2 separate regions of the Mus musculus genome follow, and region 2 is linked to region 1. The links are chromatin loops, found by intact Hi-C in ENCODE. Cell type or tissue: left cerebral cortex. All regions are shown on one strand. Each heading gives the region's core, and the rest is flanking DNA. Links, peaks and the distances in the headings are about the cores only.

Region 1 (5,660 bases), core at 474-5,473:
TCTCACTGAGAAGGAGAAACAGAATAGACACTGGGGGTGGATGGATGGAGGGAACTGGGTAGGGAAAGGGTGGAGTTTGTGCGTGTGATATCTCTAAGATGTGCTAGAAACCTAGGACAATGGAGAATCCCAGAAATCTAGGAGGGTGACCTTAGTTACTAGTCCTCGTAATCAAATATGGAACCTGAAACAGTCATCTCCTGTAACAAGAAAAGACTTCCAGGAGAGATTGGGATACCAACCCAGCCAGAAAACCTTTGACCCACAATTTGTCTTGCTACAAGATGTGCAAGGGTAAAGGTGGAGCAGAAATTGAGGAAATTGTCTACCAATGACTGGCTCAGCTTAAGACCCATGCCGTGAGAGAGCCCACCTCTGATACTATTAATGATATTCTGTTTTACTTGCAGACAGGTACCAAGCATAACTGTCCTCTGAGAGGTTTCACCGAACAACTGATGGAAACAGATGAAGAAACCTATAGCCAAACATTAAGTGGAGTCTGAGGAATCCTGTGGAAGTTGCAGGGAGGACTGAAGTAGACAGAGAGGTCAAGGACACTGCATGAAGACATAGAGAATCAACTAACCTGGGCCCACAGAAACGGATCTGCCAAACAGAGAGCATGCATGGTACAGTTCTAGGCCCTCTACACATACGTAACAGTTTTGCAGCCCAGTCTTATATGGGACTTCTAACAGCAGGAGCAGGGACTGTCTCTGAATCTATTTTCTGCCTTCAGGTTCCTTCCCCTATCTGGGCTGCCTTGTCTAGCCACTATAGGAGAAGATGTGTCTAGTCCTATTGCAAGGCCTCCCCTTTTTTGAGGAGAAAGAGAAGACAGGAGGATGGGAGGAGGATAGGTGAGAAGGAAGGACTGGGAGAAGAGGAGGGAGGAAAGGGAAGCTATAAAGTAAATAAAAGGTATAAAGTAAATAAATTAATTAATAAAGAAAGAAAAAAAAGGAGAAGTCCTGGGTCTCCACCGCATTTCGTGATCCATTCTGGGATATGGTGAAAAAAATTCCAGATCATCTCTATATGAACAGGTAACTTTCTGGAGCAACTCATCTATGTTCTGTCACCCAGCTACACATCCAAAAATGACCCATCTCACCTCTTCTCTGTGTATGGTGGTGGACTTTGTTCAAGGGACCAAAAGAAAAGTTTTTGAGTCTATGTCTATGTAATAGTAATTTATGTTTGTATGACCACACAACTATACCTGGTGGTCCATTAAGGTCCATCAAGGAAACATGGAGAATGGGAGCCCACTTCAAAGCTAGGACTAGAGTTGATTGTTCTTGAACTGAACCTCAATGAATAAAAAAGAGAAAACAGGTTGGATGGAAGGTGAAGAAGAGGTGAGGAGATTGGATGCCTGTGAACCCCTCCAGTGGGTGAGAGTTTGAGGAGGAGGAGAATTTTGCCAAACCATGTGTCAGAGACTGTGGGCATTACAACAGTGTTTTCATACCCTCTATGGGAAACAGAAAGACTTTGAACATAGAGACCCACTTAGCTTTGCATTTTAGTACATTGTCTATTAGGAGGATGGCGCAGTATGGAGAGGTCAATAGGAAGTGGGCATCAAAGCCATTTTAGATGTTGTGGCTTAGACTGGCTTGGTGCAGCGTAGGGGCCTGGAGGGAAAGATTTTTTGTATAACTGGGAAGTGGCTATGAAGTGGTCATGGGTCTTGCAGGAAGGAGCCAATGTGGCTTCCACTGCTTTGAACTTTGGCCACTGCAGGTTCCCTGATGAGGTTTTTTGCTGAGGCAGAAAACAAAGAAGCAAAAATAGGTGTATGGGGCAGAGGGCAGACAGGTGAGTTAAGTGCTATGTGCCGAGTCAGCAGAAGATCGGGGGGCGGGGGGGGGGTGGCGCTAGCTGAGTGTATAGCTGTCAGTAGAAGCTCTAGCTAAAACATTGAAAAATTTGGGTATGGACTGTGCATAGTGAACAGATCAAGAAGAGAGTAAGGGGTGAGTTCAGGTGTGACCAGCAGCAAAGAGTATAGCAAGGTGCAAGCCAACATGACCCTGGTCTTGGTAGTAAGATAACAGCTGGTTCCAGATCTGGGGGATTTGGGCACTCAGAAGATAGACTGTAATGCACTTGGTTGAGGGGCAAGTAGGAAGGCATGGAGAGAGAGAGAGAGAGAGAGAGAGAGAGAGAGAGAGAGAGAGAACAACTTTTCAGTCAGTGAGACTAAGAAAGCAGGTGGTGAAAGGAGTCACAAATAGGAGGAATCATTCCAAAGGGAAACCTACAATTCTGTTTGTAATCTGAGGGAAACTACTGAAAGTGTTGAGTCTAGCATGCCTGGGCTCCCTGGGACTTTAAGAGTCCTCTTGATGGCAATCTGTATAGAAGTTCTAGAACAGCAGACAAAGCAATCTTCTGGTCTGTGGGGACACTATGCAAACCCCTCTGCTGCTAGCAAGGCCTCAGCATCTGCTGCAGCCCCTTGTTCTGTGAAAGAAGGCCTCACAGCCAGAGGATCGCTCTGAACACCAAACCTGAACCTCCTCCTGCTCTCAAGGCTTCAGCCTGAGTCTGCCAGCAGCAAGCTTCCCTTGGGTTCCTTTACCAACAGGTCTCTTTATGGCAGAAGAGACAAGGGTAAAGTTGGATGGAACAGGAGACGTGCCTAGCACCAGGATAGCTGAAGTACAGGCCTTCAGACCTTGCTTCTGTGTCAGGTGGAAGGAAGGCAGCGTTCTTTGGCAAGGCCCGTGGCCTGGCTGCCACCTAGTGTTCAGCTCTGTGTATAACAAGAAAATCTCTCACTGCCACTGTGGAGGATGCCAAGAAAGCCTTCAAAGCAGCAGAAACTTTAGCTCACCTGGCTGGACTAAGGAGAAAATGCATTTCATGTGGTGAAGACAGAGCAAAGCTACAAGTTATCTTGAGCCCAGAGGCCAATAATTTGATCATCACTCAGCACAGTTGTTTTTTGTTTTTTTGTTTTTTAACACAGTCTTACTCTATTTGCCTAGTTAGTATTGCTTTTCCCATTTTATAGATATGGCTTATTCTTGGAAAGTTCAAACGAATTGGCTAAGTCATTTACTTGTTAAATACAAGAGTTAGAACCTGGAGAGGAGTCTTTAGGTTTGGGACTGAGCAATCAAAGTCTAAGGCAGAAGTAGGCATGAAGCCTGGAGGATTGAGACCAAGGCCTGGCTGTCCTTAAGGTCTAGCAAGGGTAAGAGATGGGACACCCTGTATGCATCTGTGCAGTATTTCTGGGCTTGCATGGAGCCTTGCCAGGGACACAGGCTCCCGCATGTCCTGCATTGAGCCTAGTCAGAGTTGACACCAGATCTCAGCTGTGATAGGAAGAGGATCTGAGGATGGTTAGCAAGGTGTTCGGCGAACATTGGAAAGAAGAACTCAAAATCAGTCATGCACTGGAGAGTAGATGGACCCTAGGAGCAGGCAATGTTGGGAGAACCCAGGTCTGGTCATCTCTGTTGGATTTCAGGGAGGCAGGAGAAGAGAGCAGCCTTTTCCTCACACCCAACTTTGCAGGGAGACCGTGGCCTCTTGACGTTTGGGTCGGGAAGAGTAGATACAGCTGCCTTCTGCTCCAGGCTCACAGCTGAGACACACAACTGTTTCTTCCTACCTGCCTGACTATATAGTGAATTAGATCCCATTGATGATCAAGAAATCACAGTTGTTATATGTCTTCATCTTTGGTGCATCCACTCAGTTCGTTTTAAAACATTATTTTTTTTAAATGTCTGCTTGCATGAATAAGACAGAGCCACTATAGGAAAGTCAGGGAAATATAATGAGAATAATATGAATTACATTGCACTTCCAATGAACTAAAATGAAGCAGCTGTATATTATTCCTAGTGATCAGTAAGATACCCCTGCTTCTTTTTCCAGCCAGTAAAGGTTCATGGTGCTTTGGTGTCTTCCATACAGTGGGTGTTCAACCCTTACGTGTTGGGTGCCTGGTTGTGGACAGGTGCTTGGTGAGCTCAGAAGTTTCCTGTAAACATTAGAAAATGCTGTGTATTGGAGGTGGCTGCTGCTACGTGGAAGAATAGCTGGGACACTGCCAGATTCCACATCACTTGTTTTTCCCAAGTCAGCTACTGGCTCCCTGCCGGGACAACATGCTGAGCCTTGCAGGGTCACCTGAGTGTGAATAAGTTCTGGAAGCGCCAGTCTCACAGCAGTTAGCTGTTGAGGACCTACTGGGTGCCAAGCCCCTTGAGAGCTCTTGGGGGGGGGGTCCAAATATTCAGGTTACTGGTCACAGGATCTACAAACCACCCGGAATGCAGCTTGCCATAGGTGGCAATCGAGTCAGATGTAAAGTACAGCAGAGATGGTTTGGGGAGTCGGCCACTCTAGAGAAGCTTCATAGAAAATGTGGCATGAGAGCACAGAGTGTAATAGGTGTGGGGGTGGCTGGGAGGGGTGTGTTCAGGATCAGCTGGAGCGAGAGTCTGTTTTGAGAAAGAAAATTGAAAAAGTTGGAGCCATGACCTGGCAGCATGAAGGATTAAAATGTGTTTAACCAGAAACATAAGGAGTCTTCTATTGCTCACATTTTCAAATCTGAAAGTGGTGTCAGCCACCTCAAGGCCCACTGTGAGCAGTGAGCTGCCCTGGCAGCATGGAATCCTCCCTCCTCCATGCTTAGTTTGGATTTGTCTGGCAAGATTCAGGTGTGTTTGATTGGGCTGTCCAGGCCCAGTTCCAGCTTGCCTTCTTCCAAACCGCTGGGATTCTCAAGTCAGATGAGGCTGTTTTCACAAGTCCCAAACCTTCCTGCTGTGATAGCCCATCACCTTTTCGAGGCCTGTTGTCTCCACTAGACTCTGTGCTTTGCAAAGGCAATAGATGTTGGGCTTTTCCCTGGATTCCTAACACCTCACTCAGAGCACAAATTCATTAGAGGTTCAATTTCCTCTTTCAAAATATCACAGTCTCTGTGTCAGTGCAGGTCAATTACTCCATTTGAGACCCACTCTAGGGATGACCCTAAGCAGTGATGATCTGATGTAAGTAAGAAGATCTGGCGTGGGGTGAGTTCTCAGCAACTTCAATAAGCACTTGATGAGGGTCACGTTCCAGGCTTGGGTAATGAAATCTCACCACTCGACAGAAACTGGTTTTTATTGGCAACTTGACAAGTCAAACTACACAGCCTTTCCCACTCCACCTACAGCACCGGTAAGTGACAGATTTAGGTGGTAAATGCTTGGAGTGCCTTGAAGATTTTGTTTTAGCCAATCAGCAGAGTGCTGCTATGACATGGGTGTGCCTTGATGACAAATGGTGGCCTGATTATTGAGGTCTATTGTTCCTAAGATAGGTTTTGGGAGGCCACCCAGTGACTGAACCAGATTTAGAACTGCCTGCAGGGACTGGGAAGCAACGAGAAGCACGTCTTCTGGGTATCAATTCTGTTGCATCATTGGCCTCATTTAAGAACCTGGAACTTAGCCTTTGATATTAATAGTCCCCCTGAAGGCTCAGATTATTTTGACCCCCTAATTCTTGTAAAGGGGTATCCAAAGAAGGGGAGATGGGTGAGTGGATAAACAGAGAGATGAGACTGATGGATGGTAAGTCATCAAGTTCATGACAGATAAGTGATAGAATGCAGGGAGGGAGAGAAGGAAGGATGG
Region 2 (5,660 bases), core at 169-5,168, 180 kb before region 1:
TTAGGCATTATCCTGTATTCCTTTCCCCATCAACTTTTAGAGTCTACTAGCAAGTCCTATTTATTATCTTTCACCTCAAATATCCCCAGTTTCTTTTTTTTTAAAGATTTATTTATTATTATATTTAACTACACTGTAGCTGTCTTCAGATGCACCAGAAGAGGGTGTCAGATCTCATTACGGATGGTTGTGAGCCACCATGTGGTTGCTGGGATTTGAACTCAGGACCTTCAGAAGAGCAGTCGGTGCTCTTAATCACTGAGCCATCTCTCCAGCCCCTCCACCCCCAGTTTCTTTCAAGTCCATTAGTCCTTGTCATTATCATCCAAGATACACCATGACAAAGTTTTTCTTTTTTCTTTTTTTTAAAGATTTATTTATTTTTATATATACGAGTATACTGTGGCTGTCTTCCGATACACCAGAGGAAGGCATCCGATCCAATTACAGATAGTTGTGAGCCACCTTGTGGTTGCCTGGAATTGAACTCAGAGTGTCTGGAAGAGCAGTCAGTTTTCTTAACCTTGGAGACATCTCTGCAGCCTGACAAAGTCTTCTTTACTCTTTCTTTTTCATTTCAAAATCTACTGTATATAAATAACATCAGCCTGAAGTTTTAAAATGTAAATTAGAGCAGTGGCTCTTTTTTATAACACACTTCCCATTTCTCCATTTTCTATTTGTCTTTGAGATTTGATATCCATTTACTTTGATTTCATTTTGTACCTCTCCTCTTTCTCACTAGACTGTACAAATTGACCTTTCAGCTCAGAATTATGTAGTGTCTTTTCTGTTCCTGTTTGTTATTTCCTCAGGACCTTATGCTCTTACTTTCTTTTTTTATTCATCTTGCTCTACATAGATGACTTTGCTTTGAGGTCTACATTACGTTCAAATGCTGCCTTCTACATTATTTCCTACTTAGACAGTTTGACACATTTATTTTTTTAAGTACTTTATTTTCATCTGAAATTAATTTAGCATCATCTCACTAAAAACTATGTAAGCTCTGTGGGAGCAGGGATTTTTGTCTGCTAAATACTGTAATCTCAGAATTTAGATTAGGTCCTAATAGATACCTGTCAATATTTATTGCCTGAATGAACAAATAAATCTTTCAATCTTTGTAGTATCTTCCTAATTTTTCTTATAACAACTGTTCACATTTTATCTATGTGCTTAGCATATCATTCAAATCCATGTACACATTATACATATTATGTGTAATTATGGTTGTTATTTTTATGGGACAGTCTCAAATGTTAGTGAGTTTTTGGTTTTATTTTAGTTTTAAAAACTGTGTGTGTGTGTGTGTGTGTGTGTGTGTGTGAGAGAGAGAGAGAGAGAGAGAGAGAGAGAGAGAGAGAGAGAGAGAGTGCAAATGTGGGCCATGACATACATGTGGAGGTCAGAGGACAGCCTTGAGTGTCTATTCATGCCATGTACTTTAACACAGGGTCTCTTGTCATTCACCACTGTGTAAGCCAAGTTAGCTGTTTTTAACCATGGGTTCTTCTTTTGAAGAATGTTTTTTTTTAAGGAACTATTTTACATTAAATACTCTTTGAAGCATTTAAAAAACATGGACATAAGTCCATGGTTTTGCTTTAAAATCAGTATTAGCTTCTATTGCATTCTCCTTCTCTCTCCTGAGCCCTCCTTTTGTCTCCAGAGTTCTTGGGTTTTTTTTTCTTTCTTTCTAGTGATTCTATATATGTTGTTTAAAATTTATGATTTATCTGATGCTCTTCAGGAGACTCTTAGGATTCTGCTCTTACAATGGGCAGATTTCTAGGTCTTGTTCATTATTAGATTACTAAAATTTATCTGTTGATTATGTGATTTAGAATATATGAAGACTATAGGCTATAATAAAATAGTGGGAAAGTCTAGCAGTGATAAATGTTAAAGTATGAGTTTAGGAATAACAGTATGGGTAGAAAATGTGAAGTTTACTATCTCTGTCTTTATTATCTCTGTATATGAAAGATATTGTATATATGTGTATATGTGGTAATATATCATACATGAGGTAATATATAAAATGTAATGTAGTATACAAAAAAGTCTATGCAGGATTTTCACTTGATTTATAAAATATAATATCTGAACAAATTATCTAGTATTCTTGTCTCTTTCTTTTAAAAAAAGTTAATTGAATGATTTTACTTATTTGTATGTGTATGCCTGTGTGCTCATGCGTGTACATGCTGGTGTAGGCCAGAAGAGGGTGCTGGAGTTAAAGCTGAAGTTACAGGAGGTTGTGAACTCCCATTGTGGGTTTTGGGACATGAACATTTTGTGCCTGAGCAGCAAGCACTCTTAACTACCAAGGTGTCTTTCTAGCCCCTTTCTTTTTCTTTCCTTCATAGCAAAACCTTATATGGAATGTTGTGTTCATATTGTTGCCATTTTGCAGGAGAGTTGTATGCGATTGGAACAAAACATGAGAGCAAACATCAAGGATTGCAGAACATATACAGAGACAAAATTCAAGATGCATATCCCCAGGCTCCTGATACTTATGAAGAAACAAGCCTGCTCCCCACATATTTGAATGCACCATTGCTTATAGTTTAAAAGGGAAGCTAGCTATCTCACATTATTTGTTAAGGAATTGGAAGTAGGGACACACATGAACTGACAATGTAGAAAGACTAAGCCCCCATCAGAATTGCAGTTTTGACAGTGTGAAAAACAGCCTGTTACAAGGCAAATAAGCTGAGAAGACTGAAGTTTATTAATACGAGGTCTTGAATAGTGGATCCAGTGGCTCCCCTTGTGGAGAAAATATGATTGCAGAGCTAATGGTCATTACACAGAATCTTCAGGCTGCTAATTGTGTTTTATATTTATATCTATTGGCATTGTGGAGTTTGGGAAAGGATATTAAAGAGGTAGGTGATGACAATAATAGAAAATAAAAGGCATCCTGTTTGGGCACCAGGTATATCCAAGTGGCATAGTTCTTCCTAACATGTGCAAGGTTCTGGGTTGGACAAATCCACCTCTTTTTTTTTTTTTTAAACAATTCATACTAGATTGCACATGACACCATCCCATGTTCTTGGAGTCCTGTTGGTGAGGAAGAAAGCTTTGATACTTTATTCATATACATCCTTCTTACCTGTAACATAATCTAGAGTTTCTTGTGGACACATTAACTTCTCTGCATCGTTATCAGGAATTTCAAATACAAATTCATCTTCCATGGCCATAATAATCTCTACTTGGTTCAAATTGTTCAAGCCTATGTCCTTCATGAGAAGGAAAATTTACTGAAGGTTTTTCTGGGCCAATCTTGTCATCAAGTTTTAAGACGTACAGCACTTGGTCCTCAATTCTCTCTAATTTTAGAGGGTACTGCCAGTACAAATATGTGATCCTTCCAGGTACCTACAGGAGTACCAAGGCCAGCTGCAGCATCCCAGCCTCCTCTGGTTTCCCCCAGGGTCAGAGTGGTGCTGAGCATCAGGGCCAAAGTCAGTGTGGGAAGCTGGGGCAGAGGTGCAAAGACTGCAGCAGTCAGACACGGGTAGAAAGGACACAAACAATCATGGCTTCTGTGACCCAGGATGCATGCTCATATCCTTTTAGTCTTTTTGTTTTGAGATCTTTCTTGGCTTCCCAATATCCTATTTAAATATCATTCTCCTGTTTTATCATCTTTTTGAGTATGGTATTTAAAATATAACTTTTTTACTAATTTATTTTTTATTAATTAATTTCTCTGACACTTTCATGTATATAATGCATAGTGATTATTTGTTGGGAACAAAATAAAAGGGAGAGCCTGGGGGGGTGCCTGGGGGGAGCGGGGGAAGGGAAAAGAGGCCCACGCCCCACCAGAGTTTCCCTATTCTCTGGTCAGTCAGGCATGGGAGGGCTGCTACCTACCCTATCCACTTATCCCTGGGTGGGCATTCCTCTATCCCAATCTTCAGGGGGTGGCCAAGGGGCAGCCCTGCTTGGAACCCCACCCCACCCCCCACCCCGGAGCTACCTTGCTAAAGCCCCAGGGTTGCAAGAGAGAGGGAATAGGGGAAGAAGTTCCCAACACTGACCAGAGTGTTCAGCAGGCCTTGATGGAACAGAGATACTCTATGGTTTAAGAGCTTTATTATAGAAATGCAGGGGAAAGAGAAAGAAGGGAGAGAGAGAGAGAGAGAGAGAGAGAGAGAGAGAGAGGAGGAGAGGAGAAAAGGCAAAGAAAGGGAAGAGGAAAGAGAAGTGAGAGGTAAAGGAACAGAGGAGTAAGAGAGTGTGGTGGGGACTGAGCACCCCTTTTTATGGTCTTTACTGTTGCTAGGTAACTGGGGAGGAGTTTAGCCTGAAGGTCAGAAACTTGGGCCATTGCTTACATGACTGCTGACCATGCTTCTCTTGTGGGGGCTGTGGGAGGTGGTACTTTAGGCAGGGACCAGAGTTCCAGGAGCATGAGGGAACGCCTACCATGTCATGTAGGTGAATTATGACCATCGGGGTTCAGACCTCAGCTCAACTGGATACCAGCCTGTAATTCCCCATAATTATCATTACCCCTCTACTCCCTTTTAATCCTTTCTTATACCTGTCTACATTCTCTTTCTTGTGAATCTTTTTTAAATTCTTGTGGTTTGTTTGTTTTTTTGTTTGTTTTATTCTGTGAACTTGACCAGGGCAATGGGTTTGGAGCTACCCATTCGAGCCAAGTAGAGTCACCTGAGGAGTTACAAATGAAGAAAAATACTTCCTTTGTCCCAGAATCTATCAATAACAAATAGTTCAGGAGTAAGTGTATGACTGAATGAGCTCTTTGTTCATTTATGATTGATTGCTTACAGGGCTGGTCATGTAGAGACCTATAGTAAGTAGCCACAAGTGTGAGCTCATGAACATAATGACTGTGGTGTCTAGATGGCATTTTATAGCCCTTCTCTTATTCCTTAACTTCTTCCTGAACATCTGTTCTGCTGAGACTGTAAGGAGGGGTAGTTCTTCTTTAAGACTGGGCCCTCAATGACTTATCCCCAGCACAGTGGGGATACATATGTCTTTGTATTTATAATTGTTCACTTAGTCAGAGAGTGACTTCTCTAGTTAAGGATGAGAGTAGCATTTGTCTATGAGTATAAACACAGATATTTAGAATACAATTTGAAGGTATGACAATTTTAATAGTTATCCTTCGTGCCTATGAGCTCCCAGGCACGAGTTGTTGGTTGGGCCTCTGTGCCAGATGTAGATTTCTTCTGTGAAGTGGGTTTCAAATCTAAGCAGAGAGTGGTTGGTTTGCTCCCATAACAGTCATGCCACTATTGCAGCAGTGGGTACATCCTATCTGACAGTTCATAGGGTTCACAGCTGGATGAAACCACTGATGCCTTTTCTTCACCTGTTTCCTGCATTGCACTTATTGACCTGATTTTTCTGTATCTTGCAATTGAAACATGGTATCTTCAGCAATAAGGTCTTATCAACTAGTTATGATGGGTAAACATAAGCACTGATCAGAGCCTGCATTGTTTGGGAGGCTTTTGTAGCCTCCTTAACTATTAACTCTTACAGACATATCTGCAGTGAAGATTTGGTTTAAAAACCCACTGCTTCTATGAATAGCATTACTTTCAATCTTCTTTCTATAGTTTTAAATTGGGTTATAATATAGTAAGTTTTTATAT

The links. Peaks named below come from ENCODE experiments on the same cell type or tissue, not always from the same donor. Only the 100,000 strongest peaks of a DNase experiment are listed, where the experiment ranks them.
Region 2: it touches region 1 in a loop (9-fold over the local background); 11 of 42 quality-filtered maps call a loop at or near these places.

What each region holds. Positions count from the first base shown.
Region 1 is chr3:93,127,726-93,133,385 of GRCm38, reverse strand. It overlaps Gm35785 (a long non-coding RNA gene), which reads left to right and starts at 5,141. Exons shown (of 4, transcript XR_375840.1): 1 at 5,141-5,202. In left cerebral cortex, for the core only: a CTCF peak has its summit at 2,762 (motif pointing left); a DNase peak (open chromatin) is centred at 2,747.
Region 2 is chr3:93,302,917-93,308,576 of GRCm38, reverse strand. No RefSeq gene overlaps it. Among named protein-coding and RNA genes, the nearest start is that of Hrnr, 14 kb to the left of the region's middle. In left cerebral cortex, for the core only: CTCF peaks have their summits at 476 (motif pointing left), 2,215 (motif pointing right) and 2,819; DNase peaks (open chromatin) are centred at 447 and 2,238.